Regions from separate parts of the Homo sapiens genome. Here region 1 is linked to region 2. A link is a loop called in an ENCODE intact Hi-C map of the cell type or tissue named here. Cell type or tissue: body of pancreas. All regions are shown on one strand. Links, peaks and the distances in the headings refer to the core of each region. The heading gives the core; the rest is flanking DNA.

The links. Peaks named below come from ENCODE experiments on the same cell type or tissue, not always from the same donor. Only the 100,000 strongest peaks of a DNase experiment are listed, where the experiment ranks them.
Region 1: a loop joins it to region 2, with 2.4 times the contacts of the local background. A loop is called at or near these places in 3 of 110 quality-filtered maps.

Annotation. Positions count from the first base shown.
Region 1 is chr9:4,040,487-4,050,374 of GRCh38, reverse strand. All of the region lies in intron 4 of GLIS3 (GLIS family zinc finger 3), which reads left to right. Among named protein-coding and RNA genes, the nearest start is that of GLIS3-AS1, 150 kb to the right of the region's middle. In body of pancreas, for the core only: no CTCF peak of the experiment used is centred there; no DNase peak of the experiment used is centred there.
Region 2 is chr9:4,120,254-4,130,141 of GRCh38, reverse strand. It overlaps GLIS3 (GLIS family zinc finger 3), which reads left to right. Exons shown (of 11, transcript NM_001042413.2): 3 at 4,201-4,408. Among named protein-coding and RNA genes, the nearest start is that of GLIS3-AS2, 170 kb to the left of the region's middle. In body of pancreas, for the core only: no CTCF peak of the experiment used is centred there; no DNase peak of the experiment used is centred there; H3K27ac peaks cover 1,538 bases.

The sequences.
Region 1 (9,888 bases), core at 3,057-8,056, 80 kb after region 2:
TGAGAACATGCGGTGTTTGGTTTTCTGTCCTTGCGATAGTTTACTGAGAATAATGGTTTCCAGCTTCATCCATGTCCCTGCAAAGGACATGAACTCACCCTTTTCTGTGGCTGCATAGTATTCCATGGGGTATATGTGCCACATTTTCTTAATCCAGTCTATCATTGCTGGATATTTGGGTTGGTTCCAAGTCTTTGCTATGGTGAATAGGCCGCAATAAACATACGTGTGCATGTGTCTTTATAGCGGCATGATTTATAAACCTTTGGTTATATACCCAGTAATGGGATGGCTGGGTCAAATGGTATTTCTAGTTCTAGATCCCTGAGGAATTGCCACACTGTCTTCCACATGGGTTGAACTAGTTTACAGTCCCACCAACAGTGTAAAAGTGTTCCTATTTCTCCACATCCTCTCCAGCACCTGTTGTTTTCTGACTTTTTAATGATCACCATTCTAACTGGTGTGAGATGGTATCTCATTGTGGTTTTGATTTGCATTTCTCTGATGGCCAGTGATGATGAGCATTTTTTCATGTGTCTGTTGGCTGCATAAATGTCTTCTTTCGAGAAGTGTCTGTTCATATCCTTTGCCCACTTTTTGATGGGGTTGTTTGTTTTTTTCTTGTAAATTTGTTTGAGTTCTTTGTAGATTCTGGATATTAGTCCTTTGTCAGATGGGTAGATTGCAAAAATGTTCTCCCATTCTGTAGGTTGCCTGTTCACTCTGATGGTCATTCCTCCGAAGATTCTTATGCAGGAAGCTTATTCCTATGTGTGCGCAAGTGTGTTGGAGGTGGGGATATATGTATGAAAGAGAATGAAGGAAAGAATCAGACTACGAATAGCTCAGTACACGACACTCCTGCCGGCATCTGTGGGCTGTGGGCATTGGCAGTAGTTGCAGCCTTTAACAGCCAGCCTGGCATTGGCACTGACCAATTGGAATGGGCATCAACTAATGGAGCAAGGTCCTTGATGGCCCATTTCATGCTAGGCTTTTATCCTTTAACAATCACGTTGTAGGGAGGTGAGGAAGGGGCCCTGCAGAAGTAGTCCAGATGGCCAGGCCAGTAGCAGGGGGATCTTAGGTATCAAGGCAGAGGTTATTTACCAACCAGTATGGTTGTATTTGAGTATTTTGACAAGCAGTACACTGGCTGAAGCTCTGGAAATCTCTCTGTATCCTAGACTTCTGGAGTAGTTCCTATCCAGGTGCAGCTGTTGTTGTTATTAGATGTGTGTTTTCTTTCTTGCATTGTGTGTTTGTGTGATAGTTTGCTCAGACATCATTGGTGTGTGTCTGAACTGCTATTTGGTTAGAACCTCACCATTTGTTCTTAGCCCTCTCTGTATGTCCATGGTGTTCAGTCCAGATTGAGGTCTGCTGACTTGGTTGGATCCCCAAATAATTTCCTGTCCTGCCACGTGTTGGTGACTATTTCAAAGTGAAAGCATGCAGTAGGGTCACTGGCATTCCAGAGATGGTTGTTAGGAGGTCTACATTGCCTGTTTCTAGAAAAGCGCTCAAATGTTGGAAGTAACTAAGTTGTTGGTCAGATATTTGTGCAGGAATCCTAACAGGTGCATAGGCTAGGCCTAGTCACCTGATGGGTGGCTGGAAAGACAGCCCTTGAGAGGGGTGAAATTACTGAGAAAATTTGCTTCATCTGAGCCCCACAGAGAGGACTTCAGTGCTGGAAGAGATGCTGCCACCTATTGATCATGGTCTTAAAAGATGCTTTTGTGCTCTCTTTGAAGAGATGCTTCTGTCTTCATTAGGTCATTGGCTTCAGAGCAATTTGACGCAATTTAAAAATAAGCACACAGTTGAATACCATAATGTGGTTAAGCCAGCTGTTTCTGACCGTGCTAGCTACTTTTTTTTTCTATTTATGAGAATGGCTTATATTATGCACATACTGAGCCATGGCATGGCTATATGATAGCCCCATATAATATCAGCATTTAAGGTGGACTGTTTAAAAAGATCCACAGGGTAATAAGTTTCCAGCAGGATCCCTTACAGTGTGTGAACCATCTAACAGCTTTTTGCCCTTCCATCTTCTGCTAAACATGTTTTCTTGATCCTCACACATATCATTCTGAATTTAAAAATACCATTTACTTTCCTTGGTTTCATTTAAATGTTGCATTATGTTTAACTATAGCCAGCCCTACATAATAAAATTTTCTAAAAGGTCATTACCCCTCACTCTTCTTCAGGGGTCGGATAAATTCAGTGTGAACACACAGAACTGCAGTAAATGGGGGCAAAATGCCAGTTTTATTTAGGGCTCTCCAATCATGGGTTCAATTGGAGAACACAGTGAGGCCCCTTTCCCCACTGCCTAAGCCCTGAGTCTTGCCCACACTTCTTACCCAGAGATTGTTGGAAAAGTAAGAACCAGAGAACAAAGACCTCCTTAGGCCTACCAGCTGGTGAAGTAGATTTCTGCTGTCCCAACAGAGTTCATCTCACAAAAGTTTACTGGCCTTGCCTACACTAATTGCAATTATTTTCCTATGTAACCGAAAAAGCAGACAGAGAGGTCAGGAATGTTGGCTTTGGAGCCATAACACCCAGGTTCATGTCTTTCCCAGAACATTCCTGAATCAACTAGGGTTCCCTTTTCTGTGCTGGCATGGGGTAGCACACTGAGCCGACTCCCACCTCTTTTCATACTGACATCGTTATATTACAGTTTTTTCTTTCCCTAGATTGTGAGCTTCTTCAGGTCAGGAACCATGTGTAAGTCACTTATGCATCTCTAGCTCCCAGCATAATAGGTACTTTATTATTTGTGAAGCTAAAATGCAAAGTAAGTGAACCAGAAAGGGTAGGTCACAAGGTGTGGATTTAAGTTTGTTTGTAATTCAGAGCAGTAACAGGTTTTTGAAATTAGTGAAATGAACAGAATTAGAATATGGGTCTAAAAAAGTAATATAAAAATAAAGATTCTTAAGATTTAAAAGGACCTTAAAAGATTACCCAATTGTATTAGTCCGTTTTCACACTACTATCAAGATACTACCTGAGACTGGGTAATTTATAAAGGAAAGAGGTTTAATTGACTCACGTTCTGCATGACTGGGGTGGCCTCAGGAAACTTACAATCATGACAGAAGGGAAAGTAGTCACGTCTTAGCTGGTGGCAGGCGAGAGACAGAGCGAAGGGGGAAGAGCCCCTTGTGAAACCATCAGCTCTCATGAGAACTCACTCACTAACACAAGAACAGCATGGGGGAAACAGCCCCCATGATCCAGTCACCTTCCAGCAGGTTTCTCCCTCAACTCATGGGGATTACAGTTCCAGGTGATATTTTGGTGGGGACATAGAGCCAAACAATATCACCAACTCAGCAACCCATTTTGAAGTCTACACTCCGACAACTTTCCCATTAGTGTTTGTTGAGACTTTGAGCATCTGCCAGGGCTTAAACTGTTTTCACATTGAGGTAAAATATCCTTTACAGCTTTCATCCCTAATTGTGTCCTCTGGCAATACCTAGATGAAGTATTGCCTCTCTTCAGTTTTCATTTATTTGAAGAAGAATTGCCATGTCTCTCAACCCATACTTGCCAAGTAAACATGCCTAGTTCATTCAGCCATTCTTCATATAATACAATTTAGAGTTCCTGCATTATCCTGGTAGAGGAACTCTAAATATATTCCAGTGAATGTACTTCCCTCAAAAAATGCAACGCTAGAAGTGAAGATAATACTTCAAGTATGGCACAGAGTAGAAAAGATTTATTACCTACCTAATTCTAAAAATCACATGCACATTAAGTACAACTTATCGTATTAGCTTCATTGATTGCTGGCCCCACCTTTGACCCATGTTCAGTTTTCTGTTGATGAACACAGAGCATTTCTGTGTGCTGCTGCTTAAGTCATGTATCTCTCAGCCCCTCCTTATAGGGTTGTTTATTTGGGCCCCAAAGTGTTATATCCTGCTAGATCTAACCCACCTCTCATGCCTGCCAACCCTCTCTTTGGATCCATACTGTACCATTCAGGGTCTTTACTGTTTTTCTCAGCACTGTGCCTGTGAAGATTTGGTAGGGTTGCCTTTACTGTCTTCACATAGGTGCATGATGAAAATGTTCAACTGGGCAGGTCAAGAATAGAGCCCTGTGGTAAGCTACTAGAATCCTCTCTTAAGGTGAGTATCAACTTTGAAAACAGTTTATAACAAGTTTTACACCCCCCTCTATAATTTATAAGACTGCCATAAGAGACCTTATAAAATACATTGTTGAAGTCCATATTTTGGTACAGCAATATAAATGAAGGGAAAAATGAGCTTAGGCTGATGTGGCCAATTCTGAGTGAAATTAAAATTTGCTGCCTCCTGGCAGTTGCACTTTTTGTTCTGTCTTGTCATGAGCAGCCTAATAAACCATTTATGATTTCCCCCCCGATCTCCCAAGGTGACCGACCTCTATATAATTTTTAGAATCTTTCTTCTTCAGTTTAAAAGTATGAATGACATTTGCCAGTCCTCCAACTTTTGGCACATCTTTCATTTTCCAAGAGTACTCAAAGATATCTGACGGGGCGGAACATTAGTGATCTCTGTTGCAAGGACTCATAATATCTAGAGCTGTGATTGCGAGACTGTGTTTAATTTCACCTTCAGCCTCTTGTCTGATTCTTTCCAGGCATCTGCTGTTGGGGCCAGGACTTCTTCTTTTTCCAAGTTGTTACATTGCATGTACAAAAGAAAAGTTCAGCTGGGTGGGGTGGCTCACATCTGTAATGTCAGCACTTTGGGAGGCTGAGGTGGGAGGATCACGAGGTCAGGAGTTCGAGACCAGCCTGGCCAACATGGTGAAACCCATCTCTACCTTAAAAAAAAAAAAAAATTAGCCAGGTGTGGTGGTGTGTGCCTCTAATCCCAGCTACTCGGGAGGCTGAGGAAGGAGAATTGCTTGAACCTGGGAGGTGGAGGATGCAGTGAGCCGAGATCGCACCACTGCACTCCAGCCTGGGTGATAGAGCGAGATTCCGGCTCAAAAAAAATTTTTTCATTTTTATAGCAAAAAGTTCAGAACACTTCATCTTCCTGCAGCTTTTTAGTTACGTGAAATCCACAAGGTCCAGTGTGTACATCAGTTTCCTTCATTTGCAAGGGGACCGTCTTCAAGTAATAGGGCTTACGATAAGGATGCAATATCAATATGGCCAAAATGGCAACTTGGAAACACAAAATTGAATCAGTAAATGTCAGGACTTGGAATTCAAAGATCTAAGGCAACTCTAGGTGCTAGGTTGTCTGGCCACTGCTGTTGGCTGCAGTTGAGTGACTTCCACCCTAGTCCTATGCTAAAAACAGACTCTGCTCTGTTCTCTGCCTTGTTTTTTATGCCTGCACTACCAAACAGCTTTCTGAGTCCTCCCTTCCTCGGAATTTACATCTGCCCTTGCTTTTGGCTTAATCAAAAGTTTTTCCTCACCCACTGCATTCTGTAGTCTGTTTCTTACTCATTCTATTATCCTGGGGGACTTTCAAGATGGTGTCTGGAAAAATTTAGGAATGGATCTGCCCAAAGATAAAAAGAAAGTGAAGAGTCTGTGTTAGTCCCAGGTTTTTGCTTTTCTTTTCAAAGAAATATGAGAAAGCATGCTAGTGTCTCTAACTCTGTGACAGTACTGTGAGCAGTCACCCTCAGTCATGCCCATGACCTCTTTCTGAGGTAGTGGTTCACCTTGTAGACCACCAGGTCTACTGTACCCAACCCAGACTGCAATGTGCACCTGACCCAAAGACAGTCACTCCATGTGCTGGCCAGCAAAAAGCTCTTTCCCACATAGGATAAGATGGACCCATTGGATTCCTTCTCTGTGAATAATTTTCACTGAAAAATAGGAATAGGACCAGGCGTGGAGTAGCAGGAACAGAAAATTAAAGAGAAATGAGAGACTATGAGAGACCAGAGAGAGACTATGTGTTAATTTTCCTAAGGGAAAGGAACAATCAGGAAAACAAATGTTGACGTGCTAAGGGGCGTTGGGAGATTACTTAATATCTCCTACAGTCTTCGTACAGATCTGTATAATCATATGCATAAATGCTTTATGTCTATTTAGTCGAACTTGGCACTAGGGGATGGAGAGTGTCTGGTTTCACAGGTAGAGTTAAGAGCCACACACTGTTCCGAAGACTTTGATCTTTCTTTTGTTGTAAGAACTTCATTCTCCTGTTGAACAGACTCCCTCCCCATGTCCTTTCTGATGGGCATCCTCAGAAGGTTGCTCAGCTTCTCTGGGACACTGAAGGTGTCTGCCAGTTTTCTCTTCTGTGCCGGACCCTATTGGTGATGTTTGCCTGCTCTGCCCTCTTGGCCCTTACCTGTGCTCTTGACAAGGCCCATCATATTGCCTTCCATTGTTGGTGACAACAGCCGGCTGTGGGTGCTGGCCAGTGCTGCAGGTGTCAGGTTCTGCTGCTCTTGCAGCTGATATATCTGGGAGCCCCCAACCCAAGACTTGCATTGTGTTCTCCAGAACTACAAGTGAACTCTGAAGCTGCATCCTGTTCTTGTCTTCATAGGAAATAATTACTCTTCTCTCTTTTGTGTTACTCAGTCACATTATTCTAAAGAGGTACTGGGTCAGTTCCCAGTAGCTCAAAGATGGTGTGAAAACAGATCTTTCTGTTAGTTTTTCAGGCTTATTCACATGTCCATGGCTGTTGGGACTTGTAGAGAAGAAGGTTTTCCTGGGAGCAAACTCAGCAGTAGAATAGTGTGCTCAAAACCACCTCCCCAGCCCTCCAATAACTGAGTCATTGAGACAAAACTCATGGTGCTGACCTTCTCCTTCTTTAGGATATGATTTAAAGGCCCCTTCCCAGCCCTTCCTACAGACTGACTGATGGAGCCTTCAGCCTGCCAGTCACCCCAAACCAGCCGTACCTGATTATCTCCTGGGAATCCTACCACAGCTCAATCAGAACTGCTCCCCACCCTCACCCCACCTGCCTTAATTCTTAGAAAATACATAAAAAACTCAGTGTACCTCACCCTGATCTCCCACCTCAAAACTAAGAAAACTGGATTTCTTGCTCAACACTCTACACTTCATACTTGAAAAAAAAATTAATTCTGACAGAACCACCTCTGGCCCCTTGCCAAAGACGTAAAGTCTCACTGAAAGTGATTGGGAGGAAAGGAACAAATGGATGCTTAAAGGGATTAAAATGCAGGAGTTAAATTGGGACCTTGAGTGGGGCTGTGGGAAGGGGAGGGGCTGGGAAGCTGTGAATGCAGAGAACCACAGCTGAGAGCATTGTGGCTCCGGGGGAGAAAAACCATTTTGGGTTCTTAGTAGAAGAATAGCCATTTCTTTTGATATTTCCAAGATTGCCACTCTTGGGGTTTGCGCTCTTTTTCACTGTACCTTTTTTTTTTTTTTTCTTTTCAAGCAAGCTCTAATGACTTGGCGTCCTGGCACATAGCTGCATTCTGCTCATAATAATGTGTACTTTCAAGTTTTTACTCAAACTCAATATAATTTCCTTTAGAAAAATGTTTTTGAGAAACACAGTATTAAATCAAGAAAGCCCTTGCTGCTTTTATTGTCACTAAAATCATATATTGTTTTCCAAAGAATACTGCCATTTGTTTATATTTCCCTACAGTTTTTGTTTTTGGGAGTTTTGTTTTGTTATAGTGGCAGCTGAAGTGATTTTGAGTGTTTGCAGCATGATGTTAATTAACCAAATGTTTCAACCTGGAACTTTGAACACCTGGGCTTACATAAATTGCTCAGAATCAGTGTGGAAATCTTCGGAACAGTGGATGTAGAAGATTTGGGGTAAAACAGGCACTAGATGGTGAGGGGTTTTATGCTCTACTCATTCTTTACGCAAAATAAAAACAGACGAGTAAGTGTTGGCCTCTTTGGAACAGATGATTCCCAGCAGCAGTTGGCATGCTTTATGTACTCATGGGTTAACCGGAAGCAGCTCTCAGAATATCCATTTTAATGAAGATAGCTTAGGTTTAGTCTATGTTTGGCTGACAGTTAACACTGTTCCCATTTCACTTCTCTATTCTGCTGACCCTTGGGCTTGATAATGTTTACATCTTGGATACTTGCAAATGAAGAATCAAGGCTGGCCATGGGAATTACTAGGGTGTCAGAGTGAAATTTTGGTACCCAAATCTCTCCACTCATCCTTCCTTCCTTCAGGAAGCTCCTGACCAAGAGATTGTTGACTAAAGAAAAAAAAAACAAAAACCCAAGCTTTTGAAATGATTAACGTGCGTTCTATTCAGAAATCTTATTGAGGACTGTAGATGAGGCCTGTAGCTTGAGAGTTGCTCTCTTGAGAGGTTCTGTCAGCACAGTTTCAGCTCACTGCGTATATACAGGTGGTGGAGGTTCAGGACATGCAAAATCACATCAAACTTGTCCAGAATTACACTAAAGCAGAGTCATATCAAGGTTTGGGCATAAGAGTACACCTGGATATAGGTTACAGAAGCATAATCACTAAGACTGTCAGATATTGTCTTATGTGCAGAAAAAGGCAAGGACTAGGGTCATTTATCTTTTAAGGAAATAGTGACTCAAGCAAGAGACATGAAGTGGGGTTGGGTGTTCTACCTGGTTTTATCTTCAGAACATCTTTCTGGAGAGCTTCACGTTTTCAGAGAGTCAGGGACTTTGTGACGTTAGATTCCAGAGAACAGAAATAAAACATGCCATCTTACATTTGTTACTTTGTCTCACAGAGCATAGGCAAACAAGAACCATACTGATTAGGAAACGAAGCACCGTTTTATGAACAATTAAGTAGGCACCTGATAACATCACAGAGACACACACACACTAAAAATGGAGCTCTGGTAAGGCAGAATTGAGTCTCAATGGTGGTGCCCATGAAGTTGACCCAAGCTTTTTTCCACCAAGTCTAAGGTGCAAAAACTAAAACAGATTGAGATAGTTGATTTGCCTAAAGCAAGGCTTCTCAAAAGCAGCATTAATGACACTGGGGGCAAGATAGTTCGTTTCAGCAGAGGCTGTTCTGTGCACTGTAGGATGTTTGGCAGTTTCCCTTATCCCTAGTTGGTAGAGGGAAATAGAGGCCGGTAGCAAACTTCCACTCCCACCCCCTTGTTTTAACAACCAAAGATATCTCCAGTCATTGCTAGACATCCCCCGGGGCTTTTAATAAGCTTCCCAGGGATTCCCATGTGCAGTCATATTTGAGAAACAGTGTTTTAAAGAAGTACAGTCACTACTGGACATGGCCAAAATGCCTGCCTTGCAGATGTCCTGTGTAATGAACACCTTCTTGATGGTACTCACTCCACATAACTATCCTTCACTTTCAAAGTTTAGCATGCATTAGAATCACGAGGTGGGACAGGATTAGAATGTTGAGAAAGAAATCTTTCTCCTTCCCTGGGTCTGGAGTGGGTCCTGATGTTTTGTATTTCAAACAAGTTTCCAAGCAGTGCTGATGCTGCTGGACCAGGAGACCACCTTTGAGAACCACTGTTGATGACCTTCACTTCAACTCTTACCTAAAGAACAATGACCCAGTTGACCCAGTTGACAGCACCACTTGAAGACTGTGGTAGAACGATCTACTGAACACCTCATTCCATCACCTCTTTTCATCTTTTTATAGTGTTTTCTCCTTTTCTCCATCTTTTATAACTCACTATCCACTTAGTTCCACTGAAGAAACTCTGTCTTTATCGTCCACATTAATAGTTCTCCAAAGTGCTGGGAGTTCCCGTTCAGATTTTTTCCATTCCTTCTATATCCTTATTGATTGAATATTTTTCTTCACTTGCTTGCATTAAAGATTTTAGGAAAAGACCTAAAATCTGGTTTTGTTGTTCAGATTGTCCTTATTTGTGATA
Region 2 (9,888 bases), core at 2,856-7,855:
AACAGCCAGGCCACATCTTGAACTCTTCGCTGCTTAGAAATTTCTTCCTCCAGATACACTAAATCACTTTCAAATTCAAAGTTCCACAGATCCCGAGAGCAGGGGCACAATGCCTACAACCTCACTGCTAATGGATAATAAAAGTGACCTTTGCTCCAGTTCCCAACAAGTTCCTCATCTCCATCTGAGACCTCCTCAGCCTGGACTTCACTGTCCATATCACTGTCAGCATTTTGGTCATAATTCGGGCAGTCTCTAGGAAGTTCCACTATTTTCCACATCTTCCTGTCTTCTTCTGAGTCCTCCACACTCTTTCAACTTCTGTCCATACCCAATTCCAAAGCTTCTTCCACATTTTCAGGTATCATGGTAATGCCCCACTCCTTGGTATTAGTCTGTTCTCGCATTGCTATAAAGAAATACCCGAGCCTGGCTAATTTATAAAGAAAAGTGATTTAATTGGCTCATGGTTCTGCAGACTTAACAGGAAGCATAGAAGCTTCTGGGGAGGCCTCAGGAAACTTTCAATCATGGTGGAAGGCGAAGGGGAAACAGGCATGTGTTACATGGCTGGAGCAGGAGGAAGAGAGAGAGGGGGAGGTGCCACACACTTTGAAACATCCAGATCACATGAGAACACTTATCATGAAAACAGCACCAAAGGATGGTGCTAAACCATTTATGAAGGATCCACCCCCCATGATCCAATCACCTTCTACTGGGCCCCACCTCCAAAACTGGTCATTACAGTTGAATGTGAGTTTTGGGTGGGGACACAGATCCAAACCATATCAGAGGGAGGGTTAACTTTATCCCTGTTTGGCAGATGAGAAGACATAGACATGGAGAAATACGGCACAAAAATGTTAAGTAATTTGCGTAAGTCCCCAAATAGCAGATCCCAGGCAAGCTATCTCCAGAGCCCACACTCCAAGACACTGCACAATTCTGAGAAGTCTGGAGGTATAGGTGTTCATTATGTTTCTGGCATTATGAAAAACACTTAGATGGCTGTATTGAGCACAGTGGTTCTTGGTCAGACTTGTTTGCCTGCATGTGTGAGACAGATGTTGCCATTTTCCATTTTCCAGAACATCCTCATAGTTGTACCACAAACATTTACATGTTCCCAAGAAGTTCACCATTAATTTTCATGCTTCAAGGATACCATTTGTGACACCATTTGTGCTTAGATGGGGTTAAAGTTGACCAGTGATCGCTTCTTGGCCTTTTGGCTTTACACTTGAGTGTAAAGTGTAAAGTTGACCAGTGAATTTGGGAGTAGGAGGTGGTATAGTAAGAATGTGGAGATACTAGGGAGATAATTAGCATTTCTTTATTACAAAGCAAGAAAACAATGTGAATGTATGAATCCAGAGTAGAGAGTTACAGAGGCAGCCTTGACCAGTGTAAAATTCTGGCCCAGGAAGATGGATTTATAATTACTACCCCCACTGACTTCATATTCCATTCAGATCTAGTTAGCAATTATGTGGAGAGACATCAAAGGATTGACTTGGAGTTTTTTTGTTTCTGCTTTTTGAAAAATGGTACTGTATATCATCAACAAAGATGACCAGGAGAGTTTCAGTGGAATAACTTGTCAGTATTTAATATTCACTTATAAGTATCTTTTGTTTTCTTTCATTCATTCTAATTTCACTGGATAGACTTTATTATGTAATGTGCATTAGACCCTAGGTTAGGTGCTAAGGAAGTAGAGATGCTTCAAACAAGAGCTTTGTCTTTAAACAGCAGTGAAGTATAAAAGTGAGAAGATGGCAGGCATGTAAAGAGTTTAGTTCCCTGAAGCACTATAGGTGCTGAGGCACATGTGTGATGGGAGATGTGGACAAATGAAAGAAGCAGTGGTCAGATCTGCCTAACAGGTAGTGGAGGAGGAGGTCATATAGGAGGTGACCCTTGCATTGAGACCTTAAAGATGCAGAGGTGCTCACTAGGTGGATAAGTTAGGGTAAGGGCATTCCAGGCAAAGAGAAGAGCATGAACAAGATAAGGGTTAAAATAAATGTTTCAGTGATCACATTAGTTTGTATTGGCTCTAAGGTGTGCATGTTTTTACATTACAACATCTCTGAAATCTGGACATCATGCACTAGTTGGACTGGCAGTTCATGTTCTTACTGGTACGTAAAATAATGGTACACCTTACAATATGTGCCATTTTAGTTTTATGAAATAATCTATTGGTATGTTTTGCCATCAAGTAGTATTCCTTGGATGCTGTTCCAGCTGCTATATCTTTGTTTTAGAGGTAGATAGATATTAATACCTTTTTTCTGAAAAGGAAATAGGCATGGAATGACTGAGTTCCTTAGATAAATATATGACATTAAATTTGACAGAATACTTGATAATTGATGTTGCTTTTAATAATAGTGGCTAGTAGCAATGGGACCTGGGGAAAGAATTCATATAGAGAATTCATTCATTCAGTCTTATATACTGGACTAGGCTATGAACCATCACATTGCCTTTTTTTCAAGGTAAAAAGGGAATATGAAAAGCTAATGCATGTAGCTTATTGAGATTTTTAAAGATATTGAATTTATGATGCAGTTACATAAAAGTGTACCTACTATTCTTGGTGTCAAGATGAAGCCCGGATAATACAGTGCTTTATGAGTTACGAAAACAGAATATCTATAACTGATCTTTTAAGGCACAAGAAGATGGATCAGATATAAACTGCAATGGGAGGGGTCAAGGAGAGGTTCTGGTTTATGTATCTGGGAAAGAAAATCAGAGAAATTTCTTTTGGAGCAAATGATCTTGGAAAGTGTACAAGGAAGAAACTAGGCATATCAGAGCCTAAATTTAAGCACACAGGTGTCATAAAAATACATTCTCGTAGAATCAGTTTCTGTTCTCCCTTTAAATCCCTGTGTGATTTTGTGCAGGTCAATTACCACTTGGATTTTAGTGTCCCATAAGTCTGCACTAGACCAGGATTCCTGGCAGCTAATGATGCTGTGACTCCCCCAGCATTTTTGAGATAGGGCTGCACTGATGGAAACAGTGACTGCTCCAATGTCTTGTTTGTTCTATTGTTTTGGGGGGCTCTTGGGAAGAATGTTACAAAAGATGACAAAGGCACTTTTGGGCTATTGATTTAATTTTGGGGAAAACAAAATAGGAAATTATGACCCCTACAGCTAAGAAAAGTGACAGTGACACTTTTCTTCCTACTTCGATCCCAAATATATCAATGAAAAAGATGGGAAATTTGCAATGTAAAGCTTAATTTGTTAAAGATTGAGATCGTATATATTTTTGTTTGCTAGAAATGGGAACAGAGTGTATAGTTACTGAGACTTGACCAGGTAGTTGACAAAAAAAGTTTGAAAAAGTGCATCCATGTAAAAAGAATGTCTAGAATGATTCAGCTCATTATGATTTTTTTATAAATGAGTCATGGCAGTGTTTGCCTTTCTCAAACTCTTTGCTTTTCACTTTTCCATAACGACACAGATTCTTGTGGGTTCCTTTTTTTCTTTCCCCTTTGGGTATGTACCAGCTTTTACTACACTGAAAGATTGTTACTAATGAAAATGAAAAATCTATGTCCAATTTGGTTACCATGCTGTTTTTCAAATGAGCATTTTGTTTACAACTCTCTCATCCTGATATTTTAAAAAATTGAGTAGATGTCCAATGACAATGTGTTGAGATGAGGAGAAAAAAAATCAAGAGTAGAGAGACACAGCCAGACTACATCCTTGTGAAGGGACTTTTTGGAAGTACAGATTTGGAATGAAGTAAACCAGTTAAACAGGTTTTTTCCAGTAGTGTCAACTTTCCTTGCTGGGTGATTCAAGATATTAGCTATTCTAGGAAAAAACTTGGTTTGATACAGGCAATCCCATCTACTTACCACCTTAACCCTTTAGGTAAGGATATTATAAAATATGATTTTTAATATAACTGGACACTTCTACATAGAAGGAGTAAAATTTAAGCACATTTTGTATGAGTGCTGATTATGGAAAGGTTTCTATTATAGCGTTATGGCTTTGTCATTGGAATTGGAGAAAGCCTTTTGCTATCACCAATACTAAAAAAAAAAATGATCTGAGGACTGTCTCTAAAGATGGGTCCTGATATAAGCGTGCACATGTCTGTATTTACTGATTTCTGATGTAAGGGACATGAAAGCTAACCTGATTCATTTGTTTTTAGGGGCTCTTGGCTTTGGGCCTCAGTGCAAGTCCATTGGAAAAGGCAGCTGCAACAATCTAGTGGTCACCAGCAGTCCCATGATGGTTCAGCGACTGGGACTCATTTCACCTCCAGCAAGCCAGGTCTCTACAGCATGCAACCAGATCAGTCCTAGCTTACAGAGGGCAATGAATGCAGCCAACCTGAATATACCTCCTTCAGATACCAGGTCTCAAGTTAACTTTTTTTTCCCCTTTCTTTATGGTATAAACACACCCCACAAGTGTTTTCCGTTCTCTTTCTGAATACACACACACACACACACACACTCATACACTTACACACTCAAGCAACTCTCTCAATTTGAGGTTTGTAGGGGAATATGTCTAAAACTAAGTATGTGCCATCTTATCATCTTAATTGGGAGGAATGCTTTAATACCTACTGTCTTGTGGTGTGAGTGACATGAATACCTAATTTGAGATTGTGGGGCCTCAGTGACTGAAACACGGTGTGTAAATTTGTCAATTTCTGGTGAAGCAATCATATCATGGCCTAGCAAATTTGCATGGTCCATGTACACCTATCTTACCTGCCAGGTTTTCTATGAATATGATGCAGAGTTTCCAGGCAGCTCAACAATCTGTCTTGTCCATCTGTGCATCCATCCAGCTACCCATCTACTTAAATATTTGTTAAGTTCCTACTGTCTGCATAATATAATAGTTGAAGTTTAGGGGCCTAGTAGAGAGAGTAAAGATAGAAAGCATAAATTTTAAGACTTTATGATGTGTCTGGAAAGGCATACTTTTGTGTTTGAGTTACATAACATTTCAACACAATGTCGATTAGGTTCCATAGTAAGTAGGTACTATAAATGCCATGTGTCTATCTCCAAGGGAGGGAATTGAATAGAAAAGGGAAATCACCCCCTCAGACAAAGCTTTATCTCTCTCAAGGTTGATATTAGGTGGGAGGGGGCATAAAGCCAAAATACTGTACAGTGTTTAAGGTCTGTGTCTATGTTTGAAATAAATTATTTTATCTTCTAGAAGTTATTTTCTTGGAAAAACACAATCCACAGTTTCTGCCTTAGTCCTAGTTCTGCCATAACTATGGTCTTGCAAAGGAATTTTACTCTCTAAGCCCCTGCTTCCTCTTCTTTAGGATCTGTAACCTGCTATGTGCCTTGCAGTTCTGAGGTCTTGTGTCTTCTTCCTTTCCTTCCTCCTAATCCTGTTCTCCCCTCTTGTATCTCTGTGCTGTCCCTCCTAGTCACTATTTGAGACTCTGAAATCATAGTTCCTGAATCATTTATTTATGCCAATTTTTTCATGAGATAGAAACTTGTTTTTCACCTGAGACTTTTTGTGATGGGAAGCTGCTGTCATTTTCCCATTGATGATTATGCCTTAAGGGACTTCTCAGACTTGCTGAGTGCTGCATGTAAAATGAACTGTGCTCATGGGGTGGGTGTCATTGGGAAGCCTTCAGCTTCCTTTCTGTGGCAAGTCCAGCCCATGCCTTGAAGGCAGAAGTATAATTAACGGTGAAACTGACAGTAGTCAGGGCACAGACTGCTTAAGCCATGTATCTTATGCAGTCCCTTTTATGGGTCGGCCAGAGAGGGGTCATTATCTCATTGTTTTCTGGCATATTTGATTCCTTAGCATAATTTTATAACCTTAAAAGACAACACCTTAACGATTCACTGACAAGTGTTTTTGACTATGTATTTATTATTTGAGTCCTTCTATGGAATTTTTTTTTTCAGGATGAGCAAAGAAACAGGAATTGGGAATTGCTTGGTGAAATATGGAACTTACTTTTAGCAATTTGGAAAGGTTGCATTTATTTGTGAGCCTTGGTTTGTGTATTTCATCAATGGAGAGAAAGAATAAGGGGCAACAGTTCAATAAGAGGCAAAGTTCAACATTTTACTGGAGATAAAGAGAAGATGGAGAGAGAATCAGCTTAGCGTTTTATACATTGGGGGCATGCTGGGAGTGGATGGAAGTGGAAAAGGGGGCATGAACTGTCCAGTTTGAGAGATGCTGCCCTATGAAAAGCTGCAAAATGTATTGTTTTTCCTGAAGATGTAATTCTTATTCACTGTAGAAAATGTGGAAAACATGGAAAAGTACCAAGCACTAAATGACAGTCATCCTGAATTCTGTCCCCAGAGACGACCATGGGTGGAATTTTGATATACATCCTTCCAGTTATAGTCAAACATATACAATAAACATAGGCTTTCCTTTCCACTAAATTGATCTAGTAATCTACATAGTTTTTAATTACTTTTTTCCAGTTAATATATTATAAGCTTTTATAATAAAAGCCTCTTTCAACATCATATAATGGCTTCTTCCTGTCCAGGATTCCACTTTATAAAGAAAGTGTATAAATAAAATTATAATTTTAAAAATTAGTCTTTTGTTAGTTGGCACTTAGTTGTTTCCCATTCTTTAAAAATTATAAATAATGCTTTATTGGATCAGCTCTGTACATCTTTTGTTGCACAATTCTGATTATTAGAATAAATTCTTAAAAGTAAAATTTGTTGTGTTAAAAGAGTTTTGAGGCTTTTTATACATATTCTCAAACTGTACTGCAGGAACTCACTAGCAATTTATAAACTAACCAGCAGTCCAAGAGAGTGCCTGTTTTCTAATACACCATTCATTACTAGGTATTATTATTTTTAGAACTTTTACTAGTTTAGAAACTTTGCCAGTTTGATCTGTAAAATGTTATTTTATCTTAATTTGCATTCTTAATTATTGACAATATTAAAGTTTTCATAAATAAATCTATGAAGTTTCATAGATTTATTGGCTGTTTGTATTTTTTCTTTTGACCTCCTTTGGGTATGTTTTTTGGGTGTGCTCATCTTGGGGAAAAGCTCTTTTTCCTTAGCTTTGTTGGATTCTATTTAATCCAATAATAAGAATCCTGCCTTAAGGCTATATATTTGCCTAGATTAATTTCCCAACCATTTCTGATTACCTGTGCTTAATGATAAATGCAAACTATACCTTACCGTCTTGAAGATCCAGGAGTCATTCTCGATTTAGGCCTTGCCAAAACTCGAATACAGAGGCCATTGTATATATTTCCCCTAAAATGACAAGGCTGAGGTGCTGATACAGTAACATCATACAGCAGTTTCATAGAGCAGTCTAACAAACATTGAGTAGTAGAAGAAACATTCTACTCAGATGCCACCTGCATGGCTTTGGTAGCATACTTAGCTTTTCTAGTGTTTTCACATGCATTGTAATCCTGCATTTTATGATTGAATTTTCATAAACTACCTGCAAATATTTCTGTTTAAGACCCGATGGAACCAGGACACAGAAAGTCCAAGTGCTTAGCTTGTCAGTGACAAAGTTCAGCCATCACCGAATGTCATTCCAGATCCAAAAAGGCACTGTATTTAGATTTTTATTTCCTAAATCAGAAATTCTTGGTGATGGTTTCCTTTGAGAGTATATCCACAAAGGTCAGAGAAGGCTAAGGGGGTTGAGGATGCACTCCAGGCTCTCTGTAAATTGTAACAGTTTATAAAGCCATCCTGTCTTTAGATACAGTACTAATTCTTTTAGGGGATTTGCTGAGGCACATAGACACGAATTTCCAGATAGACTAGGACTGGCCGTCTTTTTCATGATCTACATATATAGGGAATATATTTTTTCTTTTGAGGAATTCTCCATGTGATGTATTAGAACTTCTTTTGAGCTTGACATTGAAGCAAACATCTAACATGGTCATCATGCCTCTCATGCTCTTATGGCCCCATACAAGTTACTGAGTTCTTGGTTAACCAGCCACCCTAATCATTTTTGCTGATGGTTTCTGAGTTTTCCTATTAGTTTTATTTTGTTCAAGATATATCTCCTTTCCTTTTACATATAGTTCCAAATTAACCAATCACCAGAAGTAATATCAGTAGGATCAGATGAGCATATGGAAATGGAGATTGCTCTCAAATAATGATACAGCTGTCACTTTCTTTGCTGTGGGCCTCGTGTGGGTAGCAGCAGGAGTTAGAGGCCAGAATCCTTTGGAACCATTCACATTCATTCAACATATTATTGCAGGAAGAACAGAAAATTTGGGTGCCCATCGTAGCTTGTGTGACTTTAAGCCTGTTATACCAGGTCTTTCAATTAAGCAGAGCATTGTGGGTGACATGTGGGATACAATGTAAAGAAAACAATAGAGAATGTGTATGATCCAGTAGGTCACTGCCTATCAAGCACAGCTTCACTTGTATTTCTCTAAGAACTTTGGGGTGTGTGTGTGTGTGTGTGTGTGTGTGTGTGTGTGTGTGTGTCACTGGGAGAAATTTCCCAAACCCTGTTTTATTCTTTGTAAAATAGAAGTTATTTTTAAAATCCAGTTTACTTAACTGACAGGTTGTATCAAATGAGATCATATATAGGGAAAATGCTTTGTGAGTGCCATAAATAATGTTCTGTTGTCACTATATTGATTACTTATTTACTTTCCTAATCAACAGTTTTTTGAGTACTTAGTATGTATCTTACATTCTGGCAGGCACTGGGAAGATAAAAATGATCCCTTCTGTTAAAAGACTTTGAAATTTATTGAAGAATATAACACCCACAGATGCCTGAAGTTAACTACATTTAAGACACATTGCAGACAGTATATAACTTCTTTGGGAAGAGAACTTCCACTGGGAGCTAGTGTACTGGGGAGAGATGTCATGGATTAGAGCTTTGAAAGATTAAAAGATCTGAGTAATCACACAGGAGGAAGACTGGCTGCTAGGCAAAGGCCATTTGGGGAAGTTTTGTTCTCATTAGGTGTTTGAGATAGAAGAGAGTTCTCTGTTCATATTAATACTTTAATGAATAGAATATAGAATTTGCTTTCTGAAAAATATATAATTGTCTTAGAAAACTCAGATGCCCAAAAAGTTATATAATGTGCCTGCATGGCTTTATGTGCAGATTTTGATTGAGCCATATTTAAGTATAATTTGAGAGAAATAAGAATCATCTCTCAACAGTGGAGCAAATGAACGTTTCACTATAGGCTGCCCTGAAACCAAATAATACAATTTTATAAGCAAAGTATATATAGGTGGATAACATACTTCTGTCTGTTAGTCATGACTTAACAATCTAATATGCTCCAGTATGACAGTGACAGGCAATTGTAGCACCTGAGAATGTGCATCCATTCAGGCATGTAGCTCTGCCAAAGCTCTGGTTCTTTATGTTCTATGAACCTTCTCAACCTGCGGGTGTAAAGCAGTCAGTTGTCTCTGTCTCATATACGATAGGACTACTAATTTAGTTTGGGTCCGAAAGCAATTCCTCGATCTTGCTGGGGAAGAGACCAAAAGGCCCTTGACATCCAATCACCAGGAGCCTTCAGCTGAGCTCTGCAGGAAGAGCCACATGCTGCAAGTGTGCTGGGAAAATAATTGAAAAGTGTCCGTGGGGAATTAAAAACTAGATGGTTCCAGAACCACTGTGGAGGTTGCAAAAAGACTACAACCCGAATTTAAGGATGTGGACCAAGAGGAAAATCTATGTCAAGGGCAACTGGATGTAAATTCCTGCTGTGTTTGTCTTTGGTAAACATTACTTCACTCGATGGTAACATCTCGTTGATGATGGTGTTATCACCTTGTACTGTGCATTTTGGAGCTGAGATGTTTTTCTTGCT